2 separate regions of the Mus musculus genome follow, and region 2 is linked to region 1. The links are chromatin loops, found by intact Hi-C in ENCODE. Cell type or tissue: left cerebral cortex. All regions are shown on one strand. Each heading gives the region's core, and the rest is flanking DNA. Links, peaks and the distances in the headings are about the cores only.

Region 1 (8,327 bases), core at 328-8,327:
AGATGAAAATGAGAACCAGATCGTTTGGCCTCAAGTTCACGAGGCCAAGTGATAAGTGAGGGTTTAAGAGAACCCCCAGCATTAAGTAGCTTCTATCAGAAGTAGCTGCTCACCATGGGAGAAGCTGGGTTAGGAGATCTAACAGCGGCCCACAGAGCAAAGGAAATCCCCCACTCTGGAGACTTTAGATGAGGGGCTCTCTGACTGTAGGTTCTAGAAGTTTAGAAGCTTTAGGGGAGGTTTTAGAATGATAGGTTATAAGGTGTGGCACCCACCTTCTAATGTCACACTGTGTCTGTCACCTTTGAGTGTACTGCTCATCTCTCAACCCAGATGGCTGACTGCATCTCCCACAGTTGGAGTGCATACCCTGTACCGGCTTCTGACTAGGAATTCTGCCAGTGTGACCATGTAGTCGATGTGTGTGAGGTAGCGGGGAGCCTCCTGGCAGAGAAACCGTTCTCAGAGAAGAACCAGGAAAGGAAGGTGTGGAGTGGGGACATTCGAAAGCCAGCACGGCACCTGATGGCATATGTGCTCTAGAAAAGAGAGCTGTGGCTGGCCCTAGGAAGAAGGGCTATTTAGAAAAACACAAAAGCTGTTAAACTTAAGTCTCTGCCATACAATAAATACCAAATCATGTTGGCTTGTGGCTCCAAACAATGAATATAAATGAGGAAAACATCTGTCTGCCAGGACAGTGGTATCTTAGGGTTTTACTGCTGTCAACAGACACCATGATCAAGGCAACTCATATGGACAACATTTAATTGGGGCTGGCTTACAGGTTCAGAGATTCACTCCATTATCATCAAGGTAGGAACATGGCAGCATCCAAGCAGGCATGGTGCAGGAGGAGCTGCATCTGAAGGCTTCTAGCAGAATACTGACTTCCAGGCAGCTAGAATGAGTCTTATAACCCACACGACAGTGATACACCTACTCCAACAGAGCCACATACTCTAATCCTGCCACTCCCTATACAAACCATCACAAACAGTGTTGGCACAGAATCTCGAAGTTCTGCCTTTGTGGAAGAACTCAGTAAGGCAGTGGTTCTCAGCCTGTGGGTCATGACCCCATAGGGGGAGTTGAACGTCCCTTTCACAGGGTTTGAATATCAGCTATTTATATTTCAAGTCATAGCACTAGCAAAATTGCAAAGCAACAGTAATAATTTTATGATTGGGGGTCACTACAATGTAAGGATTTGTATTAAAGGGTTGCAGCATTAGGAAAGTTAAGATCCACTGATGGCAAAAAGGGCCTGAAGGATTCTGGGAGAAGAGATGTAGTAGTAGGCACATCTGGACTGTTACCTGGGCAGTTTCAGGACAACTGGGAGACTTTGGGCAGGAATGAGAATGACCATGGGAGGTTCCCAGGAAGGAAGCAGAAGTAGGTAAGGCCCAGGGGAATTTGAACTGATAACAGTACAACCTGCAGGCACCTCTTGGTGTAAAAGCAATGGGTGCTCTTCCTGGAAAGTGGGGAGCATGAACTATGGCCCGAGGATGGAGCAAACTAAAACCTGGGTTTCAGCAGGGTAATGTGACTTCAAATTTCTTTCGTGTGTGTGTGTGTGTGTGTGTGTGTGTGTGTGTGTGTACATATACCATGCATGCATGTGGAGGTCAGATGACAACTTGCAGGAGTCAGTTCCTTTCCTCCACCCTGTGGGACCTGTGATCAAATTTGGGTTGTGAGGGCATCAGTGTCTTTAACTGCTCACCATCTTGATGGTCCTCTGTTTATTTACGTTTTTTCTTTTTAAAAAATGCAAAAAAATAAAATGGCAAGGACAGGATCTCAGATCCCCTGGCTGGCCTCCATCTCACTGTGTAGCCCAGGCTGGCCATGAACTGTAAGATCTAGAGTCTAGATCTTTTTGTTCCCGCATTCCAGGTGCTGGGATGGCAGGCCCGTGCCACCGTAGTGGGCTGCCACTTTTTTTTCTTCCTTCCTTCCTTTCTTTCTTCCTTTCTTCCTTTCTTTCCTTCCTTCCTTCCTTCCTTCCTTCCTTCCTTCCTTCCTTCCTTCCTTCCTTCCTTCCTTCCTTCTTTCTTTCTTTCTTTGTTTTTTTGTTTTTCGAGACAGGGTTTCTCTGTATAACCCTGGCTGTCCTGAACTCACTTTGTAGACCAGGCTGGCCTCGAACTCAGAAATCTGCCTGCCTCTGCCTCCTGAGGGCTGGGATTAAAGGCGTGCGCCACCAAGGCCGGCTTTTTTTTTTTTTTTTTTGCCACTTTTCTTAAAACGTCATGTAAATAAACCAGCCTTCAAAGTGCAGGGCTAAAGCTTAAAAGAAGAAAGAAAATACAGCAATCAAGAAAACAGAAAACTTGAGTTGTCGTGGCGTGCTTGGGGAAAGAGGAAAGAGAAAAAAAAAACAATGCTGGAGTGGTGATCAGGGTGTCTAAGCCCCAAACAACAGCTGCAAGCTGGGTGGTGGGTGGGAGAGGGGAGGATGGTCAGCAGGCTTTCAGGGCAATCTTATCGGGTGGAGCCGTCCTGGTAGGAATTCAGTCAAATGTTCAATCAGGCAATGGATAAAATGAAGACACTTAATCCAGTCTCAAAAAAATTATCTCCCACTTGATCCAGTCTCAAAAAAATTATCTCCCATATCCTCTTCTGTATTCCAGAAGCTTTTATAGAATGCACTCCAAAACAAGGGGTAAACTGGTGTGTCTGTGTGTGTATCTGTGTGTGTGTGTGTGTGTGTGTGTGTGTGTGTGTGTGTGAGATGTCAATAACCCTAATACATAAAAGGCTGGAACAGGAGGATGGCTGAGAGTTGAAGGCCAGCATGAGATACAACGACATGATTAAAAACAAAAACAAAGACAAAACCAAAAACAAAGCAGGGCAGTGGTGGCACACGCCTTTAATCCCAGCACTTGGGAGGCAGAGGCAGGCGGATTTCTGAGTTCGAGGCCAGCCTGGTCTACAGAGTAAGTTCAAGATAACCAGAACTACACAGAGAAACCCTGTCTCAAAAAAGCAAACCAAACAAAACAAAACAAAAAGTGAAATATTCAATCTTAAGTAGACAGCTTGATGAATTTTTACAAACTCACTAAATATTCATTTTAGCTGCCACTCCCAGAAACTGAAGTTAGTAGTACCTCAGAGTTTGGAGTTTGACTGGGCCCTTGAGGGCCCTGAGTTCCATCCCTGGAACCTATTGGGTGAAGAGAACAGGCATCTTGGCACGCTCCCACACCCATCACGCAATAAATAAACAAATGAACAGAAAAAGAAGTCAAAGGGGAAGGAGATTAGCTTAACACGGTCACAAAACTAAGGGCTAGATCTGCAAGGCTATGCAGACAGAGACCAAGGGAGAGTAAGGGGACAGGGAGGGGCGGAGTCCAGCCCAGTGTGGGTGGAGCCTTTGGTCCCTTAGTTAGAGCAAGGGGCGTGGCTACGCCTCCATGTTCGGAGCTGGGGGCGGGGCTCGTGGACAGCCAGTTAGCGCGAAGAGGCGTGGCCACAAGGAGGCTGTTGCGGACAAGCTGGAGCTACGGTTGGACTTGAGGCCTGGATCAGCGGGGAATAGAAACCCACAGAAAGTTCTGGAGCGCCAGGCGGGAATCAGGTGCTGAAACCAGCGAGTCCTCCCGTAAGGAGGAGGCTTCCGGACGCTTCGGGGCCCAGAGACTCAGACGCGGCCCGGGGTTTCGTGACGCACTCGGCTTCGGGGCGGGACCGGCGCTGGCCAAGATGGAGGCCAACGTGTTCCGCTTCCGAGATGCCCGCTCTGCTCCGGATCCCGTGCTCGAAGCCGGGCCGGTGGCCTTCGGGTCGCAGCCGGTGCCTCTGGTGCTGGACAACGGGTCGTTCCAGGCTCGGGCCGGGTGGGCGTGCCCCGGGCCGGACCCCGGTCCCGAGCCTCGCCTGCAGTTCCGCGCCGTGTGTGCGCGCGGCCGCGGCGGGGCGCGCGGCGGGCCGGGGCCGCAGGTGGGCAACGCGCTGGGAAGCCTGGAGCCTCTGCGCTGGATGCTGCGCTCGCCCTTCGATCGCAACGTCCCGGTCAACCTGGAACTGCAGGAACTGCTGCTGGACTACAGCTTCCAGCACCTCGGCGTCTCCTCGCAGGTGAGGGCCTGCCGGGCAGGGCGCGCTCGGCTTCAGCCGTCATGCCAGGCAGTAGGGTATTGAACACAAGTTCGTCAGCCTTGTGCTAGGAGCTAAGGGTACACCACGAAGTCTTTATCTTCCAGAGGATGGGCTGTCTCAGGCACAAGGGTCCAGTTTGCAATAGTCCAAGTGAGATGAGTTTTACCAGCACCAGTCCGATCCTGGAAGTATTTTGAAGATAAAACCAACGGGGTTTATCAGTTAACAGTTTAGCCAAAGCTTGACTTAATAAACTTAAAATGAACCGGGCATGGGTTCACGGCCCTTTAATCCGGGCACTCGGTAGGCAGAAGCAGGCAGATGTTTGTGAGTTCAAGGCCAGCCAGGGCTACACAGAGAAACCTTATCTTAAAAAAACAAAAAACCAACAGACAGACAGACCTACGAAAAGCTTAAATTGATCATGTTATTTTGGCTTCCCAAAATAATCTCCAATAGAGATGAAATGTATTCTTTAAAATGGCCCGTGAGCACCTTTTAAAAGATGTATTATTTCAAAGTTATATGTGTGAGAATGTGTACAAGAGTGTAGGTGCCTTAGGCAGGTGATCTTCTGTGACTGGAGTCAGAGATTAGGTGCTGGGAAACAGAGTTGGGTTCTAATGTGTTCTCTCTAGTCCTCGTGTCTGGCCTTGAGTGTCTCCCTCCACGACCTCGTGTTTTAAATTAGAGTTCAAAAGTAAATTCTGTCCTGCGTAAGGATTTGGGGTTATTTTTGCATTTCATGCATGCTTCCGTTTGTCTCTTTGTGCTTGTCTTTCAAAGTAGGGCTGCGTTGATCATCCCATAGTTCTGACAGAGGCTGTGTGTAACCCCCTCTACTCCCGTCAAATGATGTCGGAGCTCCTTTTCGAATGCTACAGGATCCCGAAGGTTGCCTATGGGATAGACAGCCTCTTCAGCTTCTACCACAACGTGCCCAAGAATGCCCTTTCCAGCGGCCTCATCATTTCATCCGGCTACCAGTGCACACACATCTTACCGGTCTTGGAAGGGAGGTGAGCTGTGCCGTGGCATTGTGTGGGAGAAGCATCGTTTTAGGGCTGCCTGGAATCATGGGACGTAAAAGGTGCCTGTTGGAAAGTCTGGGAAGTGCTAGGTGGTTTAACTGAGCTGGGCTCAGACCTACATCAGTGAGTGCCTTCAGAAGTTACTCTACCTGCCCTTTGGGACCTCCTGGAGGGACTTCAAGTTGGTCTTATGTCTGATTGACAGTTATACAGTGTTACAATTCTGATTTATGGGGGAACAGTTAACATGATACCTGCCCATAGGAGGCATTCAGTAAGCATGGTTTGAGTAAGTTATTCCATTATATTTCTTTCTTTCTTCTTAAAATTTGTGTGTGTGCTTATGCATGCAGGAGCACACCTGTGTCTGTCTGTCTGGATTTGACAGTGCTTGACAGGAAGCTGGAAGCAGAGAACTGTATAAGGGCATTGGTTCTCTGTTTCCACCATGTGGGTCTTAGGAATTGAACTCAGAGGTCCTCAGCCTTGACAGCAAGTGCCTTTACTGCTGGGCCATCTCCCTTTCTCTTAGTTGAATCATTTAATTTAGACCATCTTGGTATTCTGGAGTTAATTTTTAATTAAGATTTTTTTGCCCCCCCCAAAAAAAAAACTTGCACTGCCAACTCTTTAATTCATATTGTCCATACCTTTTATTTTTGGTTACATTGCCTAATACATACTAGGCAATTCTAGAACTGTTTAGTAGAATAAAAGACAGAGATGGTTTTAGTCTGTTCATGTCTGAGTTTAGTTTTGTTTTATTTTCTTGTGTGATGAAGCTAGCATTGTGCCCTTAAAAGTTCCCACATTGCCAGAAGGGCTGTGTGCCGCAGGCAGCGAGCCCTGGCTCTAGCGTGGACGCTTAGCTTTGCAGCCCTGCTAAGATGAGGCTCTGGTCCCTTTACCAGCCAGCATGTATGTGCTTGTTCGTCTGATTGTGGAGAGAAGCAGTTCCCAGGAAGCTTGTGAAATCAGACTCTTAAGGCCCAGAGCAAGTAGCCCTTGGGATTGGCCTGCTTGACCATTTTATTATTATTATTTCTAGGCTACGTGTTCCCAGGAGCCCCCAGAAGAACACACTTGTCACATGTCACTTAGACATCCTACTGAACTGTTTTTTGTTTTGTTTTTTAAATTGAGACAGGGTCTTTACATAGCCCTGGAACTCACTCTATAGACCAGGCTGGCCTCTGCCTGTGTCTGCCTCCCAAGTGGTGGGATTAAAGGCATGTGCCACTACTGGCCTAAACCGCTTTTCTGCGGTAGAAGCTAAAGGGCCACATGCCGGGGTCTGCAGTAGGAGTTCTGGCGTTGGGTAAGAGGCTGAACCAAGGGAATCTTCCTGATATGGTTTTAGGTGTCCTCACCCTCCACTAGTCTAGTCTGCCCCTTTGTCTGAATTCAGTTCTGCTTTCCAAGATGGTCTACATTTTGTCTTTTCTGCTGCATTGACTCTCAGTGTTGTTCTTTATTACTTCGGTATAGGCTCGATGCCAAAAACTGCAAGCGCATCAATCTTGGAGGAAGTCAGGCAGCTGGCTACCTGCAGCGGCTTCTCCAGCTGAAGTATCCAGGCCACCTGGCAGCCATCACACTCAGCCGCATGGAGGAGATCCTGCAGGAGCATAGCTACATTGCCGAGGACTACGGGGCAGGTGACACAGGGGGCCATGGCGGGTGATACAGAGGAACTTGCTCCAGGTTTCCAACTCTGTTGACCGTGAAGGGTCCTTGACTCTTGCTCGCTCAGATCCACCTCTGCTTTCGGTGCTCACATGGTGAGAGTATTAAGTAAACTAATTGTCATAAACATAAACTATGTTGTCCCGTCACACAACATAGCTTTTGCAGTTTGCCTCTGTGGAGTCCAGTGTTCGAAGACAGCCAGGGCTACACAAAGAAACCCTGTCTTAAAAAGCCAAAAAAAAGTTTGACACCAATTGAAAATGCTTTATCTCACATCCTTAGAGTGATGTCAGAGCACCTCTCAGTCTCCCACATATCCTGAACTTTTCTTTTTGAGTCAGAGTCTCCTTATATAGCTCAGGCTGGCCACTGTCCCTCAGTGTGGTCTCAGATCCTCCATCTTCCTGCCTTAGCCTCTAAGTATCTCAATCTTTTGGTTTGTTTGTTGGTTTGGTTTGCTTTTTTCTGAGACAGGTTTCTTTGTATATTCCTGGCTGTCCTGGAACTCAACTCTTAGACCAGGCTGGCCAAAGACTCATAAAGATTCGCCCGCCTCTGCCTCCCAAGTGCTGGGATTAAAGGCGTCACTGCCACCGCTCAGGGTGGAGGTAGGAGGATCAGATATGCAGGGTTATCTTTGTGTCACAGTGAGCTCAAAGCCTGCAAAGACTGTGTGAGATGCTGCTTCAAAGAAACCAACCTGCAGGCGGAAGGATGAATGGCTCAGAGCACTTGCTGCTTTTGCAGAGGTCCTGGGTTTCCTTAGGAGTGGCTCACTATCATCCCTGATTCCAGTTTCAGGGGATCTGCTGCTCTCTACTGGTTTCAGTGGGCATGTACATAGTGCCCTTAAACACGCGCATACACAGAAAATATAAAGAAGTGGTGTTTAAAGAGACCAAAAAAAAAAAAAAAATTACACAGAGGCATACAAAAAGTAATCCTAATTGTGTTTAAAAACAAACAAACAAACCATAAGACATAAAATTTACCATCAGCCTTTCCTCCCTGCACCCCTCGCCCTCTCTCCTTTCAGACAGTCTCCTGTGTAGGCTCAGCCTAACGTCACATGTCTGGCTCTTCTGTCTCAGCTTCCCAATTGAAGGGTTCATCTTAACCATATTCGGAGAATTAAGTGGTGTTTACAAGCTGTGTGTTCAGAGCACTTTTGTTAAGCACCTGTGGTTTATGAGGTACAAAGAAACTGGGGAGATAGACATGGAAAGAGAATTTGTGAGTGTGGGCTCCCTTTTCTTGATATACTTTGATACTAGCTTATTTTTGCTTTTGTTTATGTAGTCCTAGCTCACAAACATATGTAATCCCAGATCCAGGGGGGCTGATGCCCTCTTGTGGCTTCCATGAGCCATGCAGGTAGTTCCTGTTCAAATGCAGGCAAAACACTCCTGCACAGAATAAGTAAACAAACCAACCAGCATTTGATTCTGTGTGTTTCCCTTTTCAGTGCTGCTGCTGTGTCCGCAT
Region 2 (8,332 bases), core at 95-8,094, 70 kb before region 1:
ACATGGGAGGACAGAGGAAGGAGTCAAGTCCAGCCACTGAATACAGGCTGCTCCCGACTATGATGGGCATTGCCAGGCTGACTGAGGGCCTGGCCGAGTGGCTCTGACTGCCAGTGAGCTCTTGACTAGAGATAGAGGCGCAGTTCAAAATGGTTACTGTACACAGACGGACTCTGTGATCCTGGAGGGATGGATGTGGGTTTGCACTGGTAACATCTGCTTCATCCTATGGCACGCTGATGGTGGTAATGATGGTTGTGATAATGGTGATGATGAGGGTGATCCTGTGGTGATGCTGGTGGGGATGAGGGTGATCCTGTGGTTAGGAGCTCATGGAGTAAAGAGCTACAAATCATTGTAGAAAGACTTGCATGCAACCAACAGTACTTTTTCAGGCCTAAAGTCTGTAACAGTGGTGCTGGCGGTAATGGAGGTTGTGGTTGTCGTTGGTGATGATGATGGTGGTGGTGGTGATGATGATGATGATGATCTCAATCGTGGGAAAAGCCTTGCACTGAAAACCTAGAAGACTCTCAAGCATTTAAAGCAGTGATATGGTCTGTTCCTGGCCTCCAGGCTGCCTATGCCCCTGACCACCTCTCCACAGTCATCTGCCTTTGAACAACCAGACACATGCACCTCCTTGTAGGTCCCCAGAGAACCCAAGTCCATTTCTGCTTCAGAGCTCTTACCCTTCCACTTGTCTTCATATAGAATCCCTTCCCACGGCTCCTTCCATGTCAGGTCTCAGGTCAAATGTCCATTCATTCATTCATTCATTCTCTCTCTCTCTCTCTCTCTCTCTCTCTCTCTGTGTGTGTGTGTGTGTGTGTGTGTGTGTGTGTGTCATACATGACTCTTTCCATCATTAATTATTTTCTTAGCATTTTAACACTGCCTGCAATAGTCCTGTTGACTGAGTTTTTACTCCATCTCCCTGACTGGGGAGCAGCCCCTCGGGGGGGCAGACACCACTATAAATGCATAGTAAAAACTGCTCGCCTGGATGAACAAATGTGTTCACATTCTGTCCTCTGCACCTCAGCTGGTTTGCTGTCTCCATCTGACCTGCCTGTTTGGTAGACACAGATGAGAAAACTCATAGGGTGTGTGCCATACCGTTCTCCAAACCATCCCCTTATTCAGGAGAAGCAGGCAGCCTGCAGTGGTAACTGCTACTCTCCCCACATGGGTGGGTCTCAGCGCTTATGCTGGTCTTATTGCTTACCATGTTCACTTTCTCAACTAGCAGGAATGACCCCAAGTTCTGTAGTTAGAGAGTTGGTTGACCTTAGCAGGAGGTAGGCACGTGTGCTGGATGTTCTGTGGGAGCCCCAGGTTGGCTGTGTGCTACCACTGCAGGAGGGAAGCCCTGGCTGCGGGGGAGGAGCCCAATTCGATGGCATGTCCATTACTCCATTCATCTTCCGTGGTATCTGAGACCTCATCGCTTTCCAGCCAGTGCCATCTTCATGATTGATGATCTCACAGCAGCTCCTCTGCCGGCTTAGCACAACTCACAGTGGGGGCCCAGCCTCTGCAGGCTCTGCAGTCTGGGCTGGAGTCCGGAGCCTCTTAGGAACCAAATCACATTCTCCCCAAACCCATACTTAAAAGTCAGACCCCCAAGTGACTGTATTTGGAAAGGAAGCCTTTAAGGGGATTCATATCCAAATTAAAGTTAAAGTTCTAAGAGGCTATAGTGTAGGGTGTCCTGATGGGAAAAGGAGACATCATGGGAGTCCTCTCCCCACCCAAAGCACACAGGAAAGGCCAGGTGAGGACACAGAGAAGGGGCAGACAGTCGGAAGGCAGGAAGGCAGCCCTCACTGGGAAGCACATTGTGACAGGTCTAAAGTCTAGACATCCAAGAGTAAAGCCTTAGACATTGTGCTGTCTGCAAGGGACCAACATAAATCCGCTAAGGTTTCTATAGCAAGGCACCCCCACTCCCACATGTCTGAGAGGAAAAATGGGGTGGGAATTAGCCAGAAGTCCTCAGTGGGAAGAGCAAAGGGTAGTGGTGACGCCAGGCAGGAGATGAGAGAAGCCAAGGGCATACATCCCAGGGAGAGGCAGCATTTAGCAGGGCTACCCAGGGTCAGACATAGCCTTGGATCCCATTCCATGTGCACAGGCTGCGGGGAGTCTGCCCAGTACTCTGTGCTCAAGTTGCAGAGAGAACCGTGGGGATGGAGTCAGGGGTCTGCAGGCTTTCAGCAGCGGTGGTGAGTGTCTTATGAGTGGCCAGCTCGGAGCTGAGCTAAGTTCAGAGTATTGCAAAGGGCAGGAAAGAACCCAGCCTGCACAGAGCTCACAGATGGGCGAGACAGACATCAATTCTGAGATGAAAGGCATCACATGTTGAGAAAATCAAATGGATAGCGAGGAGAGAGGAGGCTAGGAACGTGTGGGGCTTAGAGTGCTCCAGATCTGGGCCCTCCAACGCAGGCCTGTGGGCAACTGGGGCTCAGAGCTACTGGGAGTTCTGTGCCTCAGTCGTGTGGGCCGTGGGCCGTACCCCTAGCGATAGAGTATATCCTGCATCCTGCGGATTCCCTTTCCTGGTTAAGAGCTGTTGGGGGCGGGGAGCAGGGATGATGGGGGACAGATTTTGCATGACAGATTTCTCCACAACCCCAGCGATGCCAGTGTACAGGCAGGCTAACCACTTCTGTGACAGGCAAGACCTTGGACAGAGTACCCCAATGACATGTACCGGTGTCATGGGTGCCCAGGTGGCGTGGCGGGTAGAATGAGCCTATGATGCATCCAACAAGGACGTGACACATGAACAGATTCCAAACTGTTGTAAACGAACCAGCCATAAGGATTGCTGGCCGCAAAGACCTGCAAATAGAAGGAGCTGGCAAAATTCTAGCCGGTCGCCTTGAAATTCACCCAGGGTGTATGAATCAGAGAGGCCTTTCGGGCAGCTAGGGCAGAGGGACAGCTCAGTCCACCTGTAGTGGCTATTCCTGGTTGTCAACTTGACAATATTTGGAATGAACTACAATCCGGAATTGGAAGGCTCACCAGTGACCCTTATCTGGAGGCTTGGAGATCCTTATCTGGATCTTGGTTTGAAGATCTTGAGCCATAGTGGCTATGGATTCCAGAAGATTGAATCTCCGAGTTAAGGAACACACCTTTAATCTGGGCTATGCCTTTCATCTGGGATTAAAGGTGTGGTGGAACACACCTTTAATCTGGGCTACACCTTTTGCTGGAGACAATATAAGGACATTGGAAGAAGGGAGTCTAGCTCTTGCTCTTGCTCCTTTGCCTGCTTGCTGCGTGAGACTGAGTAACTGCTAGATCCTTGGACTTCCATTCACAGCTGCGACTGAACCATTGTTGGGAATTGGGCTGCCGACTGTAAGTCATCAATAAATTCCTTTACTATTTAGAAATTATCCATAAGTTCTGTGACTCTAGAGAACCCTGACTAATACACCACCCTACAGCTCTTTCATCCTGTTCTTTTTCCCCACCCCCAACCTTCCCCACCCCCAACCTTCCCCACCCCCAACCTTCCCCACCCCCAACCTTCCCCACCCCCAACCTTCCCCACCCCCAACCTTCCCCACCCCCAACCTTCCCCACCCCCAACCTTCCCCACCCCCAACCTTCCCCACCCCCAACCTTCAGGGATTTGCTATTCAGCACAGGAGGTGGGGCTTATGGGGGTGCGGGCGTCCTATCCCGGAAGTCTGGGCCCTACACTGTGGGAGAGAGTGAGACCCAGAAGTGCTGCCCAGCGGAGGATGAGGGCAGGGAGCCTGCGGGGCAAGCTGACTTATTCTGAAGCCACCAGCCCTCTTCCTTGGTGGTAAAGACCCGGATAACCTGTTTCTCATGGGTCAGTGATGTCCGTGAACTCCCAACACACAGTAACAGAATTCCCTCCCTCAGCTACAGGATTCCAAACAGAGGCCACATTTCCTCTTGAGTCTGCAGTCTGGTGGAAGAAACGAGAAACGTTAACATAGGGCACCTCACAAATTGCTGTGTGGTTACAATGGGCAACCGAGGAGAACAGGATGGGGGTGGTGGGAGGGAGCAGGGTCCCTCAGTGTGTGGAGTGGGGAACTGGAACAGTGCTAGAGTTTCCCCGCAGCGTATGGAGAGAGAGAGGGGTGCTTCCAGAGATGTGGTGCTTAAGCACAGTGGAGTTTAAGGGGAGGCTCGCGGGTAAGCAAGCGGCAGGTGGAAGGACCACCCCCCTCCCCAAGCAGCGAGGAACAGTGCGCTGGAGCTAAAGTGTAAGGAAGTTGTTTCCTGACATAGACGCTGCAGGCTGGGATATCCCTAGTGGTGACAGAAACAGTGAGCTGCCTGGTGATGAGATGCATTCCAGGAGGGTTTGGAAGAAGGAAACCACCAACTTGGAATTCTGAGGCTACCCAAGGCTGCCTCAGCTCCCCCTAAACACAGCTCTTAATGTCTCTGCAAGACCCTGTCCTGCTGGTGGGCTTCAAGTACCTGCATGAGCTCTCGCTGTCAGGCACGCCAGCGTGTGTGTGTGTGTGTGTGTGTGTGTGTGCGCGCGCGCGCGCGCGCACGCGTGTGGGTGGTGGTGGTAGTAGTGGTGGTGATGGTGTCACACATTTTGGGTGGCCTTGGTTGAATACCTCTGCTCTCTGAGACTCCCTTCTATACTGAAATTCTATACTGACAGATCGAGCATTCAGCGATCTTCTCTGCCATCTGGGGCCTTGGATTAGGATGCAGTTCCACAAGATGCCGCTGGGGGCAGAGCAGCGCGGGTTCTGGTTCCTCCGAGCCTGGCAGGTGCTTCCAGGTTTGGGGCAAATGACACTCAAAGACCAAGACCACCTTTCTTTCTTGTCCCTTATCCTTAGAAATTACAAGGATAGGTGCAAGGAAGGACGCCTTTTAGGCGTCCTTCAGGGACGTTATCCCCGCACCGGGGACAGTGGGGTTTATCTGCCTGGGTTTTCAGGCCTGAAAAGGAAAAGGAAAAGTGTGTGTGTGTGTGTGTGTGTGTGTGTGTGTGTGTGTGTGTGTGTGTTTGGTTGACAAATCCCTAGAACCAAGGCTGGGTGGTGGAGAGGAAAATGACACTGCTGTCCCAACCCCCACCGTGGGCTGCCAAAGGGACAGTCTATGCATTACCCCCACCCCTACCCAGCCACTTTGTATTCTGGGGGAGGGGAATGGGAGCCACTTGTCATTGTCCCTGAATGCTGGCAGGCGGCCCAGGGAGGGGCTCCCCAATAGGGAATCCGCAGCTGTCTGTCTTTAAGGTAAAATTACCGTAATTACCCCAATTACCAAATCCATCAAGAGCTTTGGACTGAGGAGAGCAGAGAACAATGGGCCCTGATGGATCTGAGGGGAGGGTGGGAGTGCGTCACAGAGAGGGGTGGGTGGGAGCAAGCCTAACAGGGCTGCAAGGGATGGGGAAATGCAGGAAACCCCACTTTTCCCTCTCGTTAAGATTCTTCTTCTTCTTTATGAAAAATATACGACTACACACACACACACACACACACACACACACACACACACACACCCTGGTTCTTTACCTTTCATGGAACCCCATGCCTTACGGCCACCTGACTTGGACCTTGTTTGTACCCTCAGAGAGCTCAAAGTAAGAAGTGGAGAAAAGGCAAATGGCTGTGCCAGGCCCTGAGCAAACCCCTTGGCAAGCCATGTCCTCTGGCCCAGCAGCAGCCTTGAGCTCCCCTCCCATGAGGGTGGCTCCCATTCCCTCTTGCTCTGCATGCTCCAGACTCCAGGCTCCATGCTGTTTTCCTTGGGGTACTCTAACCCTGCCCCACTTGGATCCATCCCCAAGAGATGTTAGGGTCTGCTCAGGCCAGGTCTAGCTGAGCAGACATTTTGAGAATAACAAGTCTCAGGGAGAGCCTTTGGCTTTTCCACTGGTAATTCCTTCAGTTCGTGGCCAGATTTTTAAAATTTATTTTTAAAATTTAATTTACTTAACTTTTATTAAAGTTCAATTTTAAAGAAATTCTGTGGTATCATACTTACTGAACCACATGTGTGGTATGAGTCACACATACCCTTTGAAACCCGTCAGGGCCAGCAAGGTGTCCCAGTGGTTCAGGTTCTAGGCCAAGACTGATGGCTGAGTTCTATCCCTGGGACCCACATGGTAGAAGGAGAGAACGGACTCTGGAAACTTGTGTTTTGACCTCCATGTGTCATGTGTATTATGGGATGTGTGTGCGTACACATGCATATGCATATACATGCATGCACACCCATGCACGTTTTTAAAAGTTCCAAAAGAGCCGGGCAGTGGTGGCACACGCCTTTAATCCCAGCACTTGGGAGGCAGAGGCAGGCAGATTTCTGAGTTCAAGGCCAGCCTGGTCTAGAGAGTGAGTTCCAGGACAGCCAGGGCTATACAGAGAAACCCTGTCTCAAAAAACAAAACAAACAAACAAAAAACTCTGAAAGAAAGCAATGTCCAAAAGTCTCCTTAATATCTGGCAGTCGGTAGTAGCTCTTTTAAATTAGTAACATTGAGTTCGTTTGTAAGGTACAAAAATTCTAATACTTAACATCAATACTATATTTGATATTCTGTGAGGCACCCGCTTCTCATTTCTATTTTTCCCACACACCCTCCACACTGAAATATGTATACACTATGTGACAGTTTCTAAAAATTATCTATTTAAGCCCGGTGTGGTGGTGCACACCTTCAAAGACAGAGGCAGGTGGATCTCTGTGAGTCTGAGGTCAGCCTGGTCCACAGAGTGAGTTCCAGGATAGCCAGGGCTACATAGTAAGATCCTATTAAATATTTATTTATTTTTGTGTGTATGGGTGCTTTGACTGCACGTACATCTGTATATCATGTGTATGCCTGGTGTCCACAGAGGCCAGAAGAGGGCACTGGATCCCTCTGAAACTGGAGTTACAAGTTGTGAGCTGCCATGTGGGTGCTGGGAACTGAACCTGGGTCCCCCACAAGAGCAGCAAGTGCTCTAAACTGCTGAGCCAACAACTCTCTAGCTCCTCACATCCAGCTTTGAAAGACTGGCTGTGGACAGAAGCCAGGTGGGTGATGTCACAAGCTCCAAGTCCCTCAGCAAAGAAGTTCCCCTAGAATAGCCATGTGCCCTGTGAAGAGGCAGGCAGGACAGTCTGCTCGTTAGCAACCCCTCTCCTAAAACTTCCCCGTAAGCAGCCGGCTCAGGGGGCCGATCAATCACGGGTGCTTATAGTTCCTGGCCACCTTCTTATGGGTCAGGCATACAGGGAGCCTTTCATCTTTACAAAAACGTAGCAAGTCCATGTTTCCCACATTGTCAGTGCTTAGGTAATGGAGCCCAGCTAACAGACTGGGGCCACTGGGAAAATCGGCTGTGACCCCTTCAGTGCCTCCCACTGCCCCCTTCCAAGCTCATCTCTCATCAGACACTGGTTCCCAGAACTCCTAGAGGGGCCCAGGCAGTGTGGAAGGCCCCACTGTGGCCAGGGATCACCTTGCTGAGAAAGCAGAGCCTTGCCCAGCCTCAGGAAGGATTTTGAACATCCAGGGTTGGGGGTTTCATTGCTCACCCAGGCCCGCTGTGGGTGACCCCTCAAAAATCTAGTCAAGTGACTGGTTTTACTGCCTTACCAAGCATAGGTCACTCACTATTTGTCACTGTTTGCTTTTGTTAGACCCTAACCACAACTCAAAAAAGACAGACCGGAAGGCTAGTGCTTACATCCTTATGAGGTCAGCTGACATCAGACCTTAACTTTAAGAAGCAGACCAGGCATCCAGGCCCTCTGTGCCACACCCCCTTGATGATTGGATGTCAACAGGATTGGGGAACACCCCTTGGCTGACTGAGACTGAGACCAGAGTGTAGGCAAGCCTGGGTCACCACTGATGGCACGGACCCAAAGCCCCAATTATAAAACTTGGCCTTGTCTACAACTCCAAGGTAACTGTGGTGGTTTGAATATGCTTGGCCCAGGGAGTGGCACTATTAGGAGGTGTGGCCTTGTTGGAGTTGGTGTGTCACTGTGGGAGTGGGCTTTAAGACAGAGACAGACGGACAGCCTGTGGGAGGAAAGGATCTGTGGGGTGATCTGCAAGACTGACAGCTGAGTACCAGGGAACTCTCTGTGGGTAAGGAAAGTGTCTTAGCTAGACCAGAGAGGGTGGCATGGATTATCGAGTAACATTTGTCCAAATTCTTTGGAACTGTGCCGCTAAAATAAGAGCGTTTACTGTTTAGGAACGCTGTTTACACACAATAAAGTTTTAGGAAGACCTCAAAGGGTTAAAAATAAGGTTCAAGTTCAGCTGCTGTTCCGAATAAATGAGTTAATA

The links. A loop is a pair of places that touch in the nucleus more often than their neighbours do. Peaks named below come from ENCODE experiments on the same cell type or tissue, not always from the same donor. Only the 100,000 strongest peaks of a DNase experiment are listed, where the experiment ranks them.
Region 2: a loop joins it to region 1, with 2.8 times the contacts of the local background. A loop is called at or near these places in 31 of 42 quality-filtered maps.

Annotation. Positions count from the first base shown.
Region 1 is chr2:158,621,416-158,629,742 of GRCm38, forward strand. Actr5 (ARP5 actin-related protein 5) reads left to right here and starts at 3,498. Exons shown (of 9, transcript NM_175419.4): 1 at 3,498-4,101; 2 at 4,912-5,141; 3 at 6,642-6,811. The coding sequence starts at 3,727. In left cerebral cortex, for the core only: CTCF peaks have their summits at 3,493, 7,657 (motif pointing left) and 8,190 (motif pointing left); DNase peaks (open chromatin) are centred at 3,502, 4,087, 7,644 and 8,204; H3K4me3 peaks cover 2,220 bases; H3K27ac peaks cover 1,051 bases.
Region 2 is chr2:158,551,715-158,560,046 of GRCm38, forward strand. No RefSeq gene overlaps it. Among named protein-coding and RNA genes, the nearest start is that of Arhgap40, 43 kb to the left of the region's middle. In left cerebral cortex, for the core only: a CTCF peak has its summit at 4,738; DNase peaks (open chromatin) are centred at 4,739 and 5,196; H3K4me3 peaks cover 259 bases.